Linked DNA regions of Homo sapiens: region 2 is linked to region 1. Evidence: read pairs that join two places in POLR2A ChIA-PET (ENCODE). Cell type or tissue: Panc1. All regions are shown on one strand. Each heading gives the region's core, and the rest is flanking DNA. Links, peaks and the distances in the headings are about the cores only.

Region 1 (2,908 bases), core at 286-2,785:
AATCCCCTCCTGCCAGTCCCTGGAGGAGAGGAGGGGAGTGTGCCTCTGAGGCTCCCCAGCAGGGTGGGCACGCTTTCTCTTCCTGTCCTGTTCTCCAAGCCTCCTTGTGGGAAAAGTCCATCAGCCCTTAGGGAGGGCCGGGCATCACCTGGAGCTGGCGCTAGGGAGAGAGGCCAAGGCAGTCAATGAAGAGCCTTGGTGGGCCCAGTGCTGAAGGAACGGTGGAATATTCTGGTCATGAGTCAGTCAAAAATGGCCAAGCTCCAGGCCTGGCGGTAGCCTTGGGGGTCTATGTGTAGAAGAGAGGGTGGACATGCCTGGGCCAGTTCTGGATAAAGGCAGGGGATGGGGAAAGCCATCTGGGGCAACCACTGTCCCCCTGGCATGGGATTAATGCCACTTAGAGGTGGAAAAGAGGCAGCAGCTGCCATATCCCAGGAAAGTCACTGACCTTTAGAACAGGAGACAGAAATAGCCCTGGAGAGTTCAGAATCCTGTGTGAGAGAGGTGGCCAGGCCAGGCAGGGCAGGCCCCAACATGAGGAGGGGAGGAGAACCATGTTAGTACCCACTGTGTCAGACATGATGCCCGGCATTTCACAGGCCTTCCTCACTTACTTTCCACCTCCAGCCAGCAGGGTATGCATGATTGTCTCCATTTTATGGATGAGGAAACTGAGGCTCAGAGAGGCGTGGCCAAACTTGTCGTCAGCAGAGTTGGGGCTGAGCCAGACCTCGCTTGTCTGACAGTCCACGTGTCCCCATGGCTTCCTTCACCCCCAGCCCAGTTGCTGCTGCCATCATGGGTGTTGGATGGGGTTATCCAGCTGAACCTGTACTCAGCTAGCCTGGTATAGGGGGGTGGAAAACCTCTCATTGAGGCCTGGAGGCTCCAAAAGGTGAAACTCAACTACTTCTGCTTATGAAGTCACCCCAGAGCCTCTTAATCTTGGCAGCCTTTGGCCAACTTTCCTTTTCTCCCTTGCTCACGGAAAGAGGGACTGCCAACATTTCTCCCCTTACGTCACCTCAATTGTGCCAGGCTCAGGGCTAGGTGGAACCCCTGGAGACCCCTCCCCTGTGGCAGTGGCAAGGATAAGCTTGGGGGAAAGGGCCCAGTCAAGCCAAGGTCTGAGAGGGTAAGAATAACAACGTGTTAAAATAACACGCTGACTGGCTGGTGGGCTCCTCCTCCCTTCCCTGATGGTGTTCCAGCCTCAGCAGCTCCCAGCTGTTTCTGCTTATCTGAAGCCAGGGAGACTGGTTGCCTGGATACCAGGCTGCTGATTCGCAGTTGGGTCCTTCAGGGGCAGGCAGAGCTGCTGCATCTCCAGCCAGCTGGGCGTGGCACCCTCAGCCCCCTGCACCGGCCCTGGGAAAGGTGGCAGGGAGGACTGGGGGTCAGGTGGGGAGCGCTGATGGAAGAGACCCCTTGTGCCGGAGTTGTTAGAGAATCTGAGCCCTGCCGTTTGCTGGCTGTGTGACCTTGCTCGTGCTAACCTCTCTGAGCTTTTGTTTCTTTATCTGTGAAGAGGGGATAAATATCCCCTGCCTCGAAGAGCTGTTGAAAGAATAGATGTGGGCTGGGCACGGTGGCTCACGCCTGTAATCCCAGCACTTTAAGAGGACAAGGCTGGTGGATCACTTGAAGTCAGGAGTTTGGGACCATCCTGGCCAACATGGCAAAACCCCATCTCTACTAAAAATACAAAAATTAGCTGGGCGTGGTGGCACATACCTGTAATCCCTGCTATTCAGGAGGCTGAGGTACAAGAATCACTGGAACCCGGGAGGGAGGTTGCAGTGAGCCGAGATTGTGCTGTTGCACTACAGTCTGGGCGAAAGAGCCAGACTCTGCCTCAGAAGAAAAAAAAAAAAGAATAAATATGATGAGTAAGTGACTGCACAACAGAGCACTACAGCTCAGTAATCCTGACAGCCTACCCAGCACCGTTGGGCCCCATCCAGAACCTTTGGTCTGCATCCCACAGGGAAGCCATGCGGGGTCACTGAAGCAGGCAGCTGGGGAGCCTCAGAGGAGGTGGCCTCGAGCCTGCTTCCATCCTCTAGGGATGGAGGCTATGACCCAACCTGGGGCCCTCAGAACTTAGCTGGGGTTGAAGGGCCAGCCTGGGGATGGGTTGGGGAAGACTAGGCCAGACAGCAGGCCGCTGATGGCATCTTAGGTGATGAAAGGAAAGCCAGCTTTGTGTCCAACCAATGGTGAATGTTCCCGTTCAGCATCCTTTCCTGGCAAAGGGAGAAGTTGCCGGATTGCAGGTGGAAGACTAGGGAAGGAGGCAAGAAAGCCCAGCATCGTGAGCTGTCTAAGGTCCCTGTCACCTGCCCTGGTTGAGTAAAGAAGACAGCAAGACTGGGCTGGGCGCAGTGGCTCACACCTGTAATCCCAACACTTTGGGAGGCTGAGGTGGGCAGATCACCTGAGGTCGGGAGTTTGAGACCAGCCTGGCCAACACGGAGAAACCCTGTCTCTACTAAAAATACAAAATTAGCCAGGCATGGTGGCAGGTGCTTGTAATCCCAGCTACTCGGGAGGCTGAGGCAGGAGAATCACTTGAACCTGGGAGGCGGAGGTTGCGGTGAGCCGAGATCACACCACTGCTCTCCAGCCTGGGCAACAAGAGCGAAACTCCATCTCAAAAAAAAAAAAAAAAGACTGCAAGGCCAAGGGAGCAGGAACAGGACCAAGAGGACATGTCCTTCTGGTCTGCTCAGATCTAGTGGTCCCCATGTGACCTTTTTTCACTTAAGAGATGAGTGAGGCAAGCTCAGGGCTGTGGGCTGGGGGCTGGCAGAGCTGGGCGGGAGAAACCTGAATCTCCTCTGCAGGAAGGGCTGTTCCCAAGCTCATCTGCTGGCTCTCCCGAAACCTCTCCAGAGCCAGGCCC
Region 2 (2,908 bases), core at 162-2,661, 150 kb before region 1:
CCTACCTCAGCCTCCCAAAGTGCTAGGATTACAAGCGTGAGCCACCTTGAATTTTTTTTTTTTTTTTTTTTTTTTTTTTTTTTTTTTTTGAGACAGAGTTTCACTCTGCCACTTAGGCTGGAGTGCAGTGATGTGATCTTGGCTCACTGCAACCTCCATCTTCCTGGGTTCAAGCAATTCTCATGCCTCAGCCCCCTGAGTAGCTGGGATTACAGGCATGCACCACCACACCTAGCTAATTTTTGTATTTTTAGTAGAGACGGGGTTTCATCATATTGGCCAGCCTGGTCTCAATCTCCTGGCCTCAAGAGATCTGCCTGCCTCAGCCTCCCAAAGTGCTGGGATTACAGGCATGAGCCACCGTGCCTGGCTTCCTCCTCTTATTATCTATTGCAGAAAAGACCAAGAATGTAACCACACCTGAACAGACTCTTTCACAAGATGATGTCTCTCTTGCAGACTCACTCAGACAACCATTTAGAAATTAATCTCTGTTCCTCAATCCATTCATTCTCCCTAGCAACCATTTATTGCCAATCAACAGAATTACCTGTATTCCCTATCTCCCCCCTCCACCTGAAATAAGGCTATATGGACCCCATTGGGCAGTGGGGTAAGCACTCTGTGGTTCTCCCTGTTTGCACATTAATACATTTGTACGCCCTTTCTCTAATCTTCTTTTGTGAGCTGATTTTTTTGGCAAACTTTCAGAGGTCGAAGGGGAAGGTTTCTCTTTGCCCCTATACTCCTTCCCCAACTAAATACGAAGTCGTCTATTTATTGAGATGAGAGTCTCTTTGTCACCCAGGCTGGAGTGCAGTGGCATGACCTGGGCAATAGTGCAGCCTTGACCTGGGCTCAAGCAATCCTCCTGCCTCAGCCTCGCAAGTAGCTGGGACTACAGGTGCATGCTGCCACACCCAGCTAATTATTTTTTAAAGATGGGGCCCTCCTATGTTGCCTAGGCTGGTCTTGAATTCCTGGCCTCAAATGATCCTCTCGCCTTAACCTCCCAAGTAGCTGGGATTACAGGCACAAACTACCATGCCCGGCTTTGAAGTCTTTGATTTAAACTCACACCTTCTCTCTCTCTAGGCCACCCAGAAAGCTGTTCACTTGCCCCTTTGTGTGGAAGCATTTGATTTTTGGCTTGGAGGTTTGCCTTGGCTTCATATCTTGCCTCATAGGTTTACCTCCCTTCTGTCAACAGCCTTTGGATCCCAGTTGAGTTCACCAGCATGGGATTAACAAAAGACAGGGAACACAGACCACCACAGCAGAAAGCCCAATGGAATTGGAGCTCTTTAGTGGAACTTGTTGCTTCAGTAATAGGAAGCTGACTACAAAGACCAAGATTAGGAATAGCCTCCATATAGAAATTATTTACAAAAATTGAGTACTTTGTGTCTTGTAGCTTGATCTAGACTGGCTTGTTTTGTAATTTCTTGCGTACTTCTCTGTCTCCCTCACTGGAGTCTAAACTCCTTAAGGGCTGGGATTATATCTTAATGGTTTTCTCCCACAAAGTAAATTCTGCATAGTAGATGTTCAACTAACTTGCTATCAGTGGGACCCAAACTTCCTGAACATTTAACAGTGGGCTCACATATCACTGAAAGGACTCCAGAGAAGGAAAAGACACCATGAAGGAGGGGAGTGAGTAGCTTCCGTGGGCACAGGTGCACAGGAGCTCGTCCCTATTCTTTTGTCAGTTCCCTGACATGCTCCACTCTCTGCCACCTCCAGGCCTTTTGCACACACCTGTGTATGGCCACTGGGGAAAGGAGGAATGAAAGTAACTGTGACTCCCACAGGTTTTGCTCTACACTTGTCATTCTGGCAAAGAAATCCCAGAGCCTGCATTGTTCCTCCCACCCCTCTGAGTCATTGGAGGGTCTTTTCCATTCTGAAATTTACTCAAGAATGCTCTTGAATCCTCCTCCTTTATGTTTGATTTGGCTCATGGCTGACTCTATTTGGAATTCCATGAAGAATCTTATAAAACCTAGTAGTCAGTAGAGATATAGTGGCTGTACTTTGCAGACCGAGATATACCCAAGAATGTCATATGCCAGTACTCCTCTCTCCAGCCCCAGGGAGTCTGGATGGGCCTTTGTCAAGTTTCACTTCACAGGATTGGCCAGCTGGGCTTGTTTAAGTCAGCACCAAAACAGGTTAAACAGGCTCCATATGTTGGGTTGAAGCCACGCCCAGTTGTTCGTCAGAACTACCTGGTTGATTTTATCTCGATTCAGAATCTGCTTTCTTCACAGCCAATTGCCTGATTGCAGAGTCTAAGGTCTCAAAATTAAATCTCAAACAGGAGACTGAAAAGCAAGCAGTCAATTTGCAAAGACTTAAATATAATATTGCGGTGGGGATGGGGCATGTTGAGACTCAGAAAACAACACCCCAAACTGAAGGCCTCAGAAAGCAGCCTCAAAAGCAAAAGTTTTTCTCTGACCTTCTCCTGCCCTCCTGTCTCTCTATCCCATTCTGTCCCCAGGCCAGCCATAGAAACTAGAATCCCTCTTCCCCAAGGCGGGTCAGAGAAACAGAACCCCTTTTCTCCAAACCATAAAACCTAAAAATAATTTTCCTTCCACCTTGCTGTGTAAAAACTGTCCATAAAGAAATTACCTGACTACCTTGTTTGACTATAGCTCATAAGAGCCCCCATTCCAGAGAGGGTCCTGCCCCATACCCAGAAGGAAGGAGTGCAGGCTCAGAGAGGCTGAGAAAAATCTAGACAAACAAGGCTCGCTGGGTTTCCCCACTCAGTCTGGTAGCATTTGATCACAGTCTTTTTTGTCCAATCATATTTCTGCCTGGCTGTCCATACTTTCTTGGACCTAAGCACAAAAATGAACAATTTTCCCTGTATCTTTGGGTCGTCTTTCTGAAGTCT

What was found. ChIA-PET counts read pairs that join two places held together with the same protein. Peaks named below come from ENCODE experiments on the same cell type or tissue, not always from the same donor. Only the 100,000 strongest peaks of a DNase experiment are listed, where the experiment ranks them.
Region 2: POLR2A ChIA-PET joins it to region 1 with 5 read pairs; 4 of 35 experiments call an interaction of 5 or more read pairs at or near these places.

The regions. Positions count from the first base shown.
Region 1 is chr14:76,935,750-76,938,657 of GRCh38, reverse strand. No RefSeq gene overlaps it. Among named protein-coding and RNA genes, the nearest start is that of LINC01629, 22 kb to the left of the region's middle. RefSeq lists an enhancer at 2,632-2,908. In Panc1, for the core only: no CTCF peak of the experiment used is centred there; no DNase peak of the experiment used is centred there; H3K27ac peaks cover 1,488 bases.
Region 2 is chr14:77,087,709-77,090,616 of GRCh38, reverse strand. No RefSeq gene overlaps it. Among named protein-coding and RNA genes, the nearest start is that of CIPC, 9.1 kb to the left of the region's middle. In Panc1, for the core only: no CTCF peak of the experiment used is centred there; no DNase peak of the experiment used is centred there.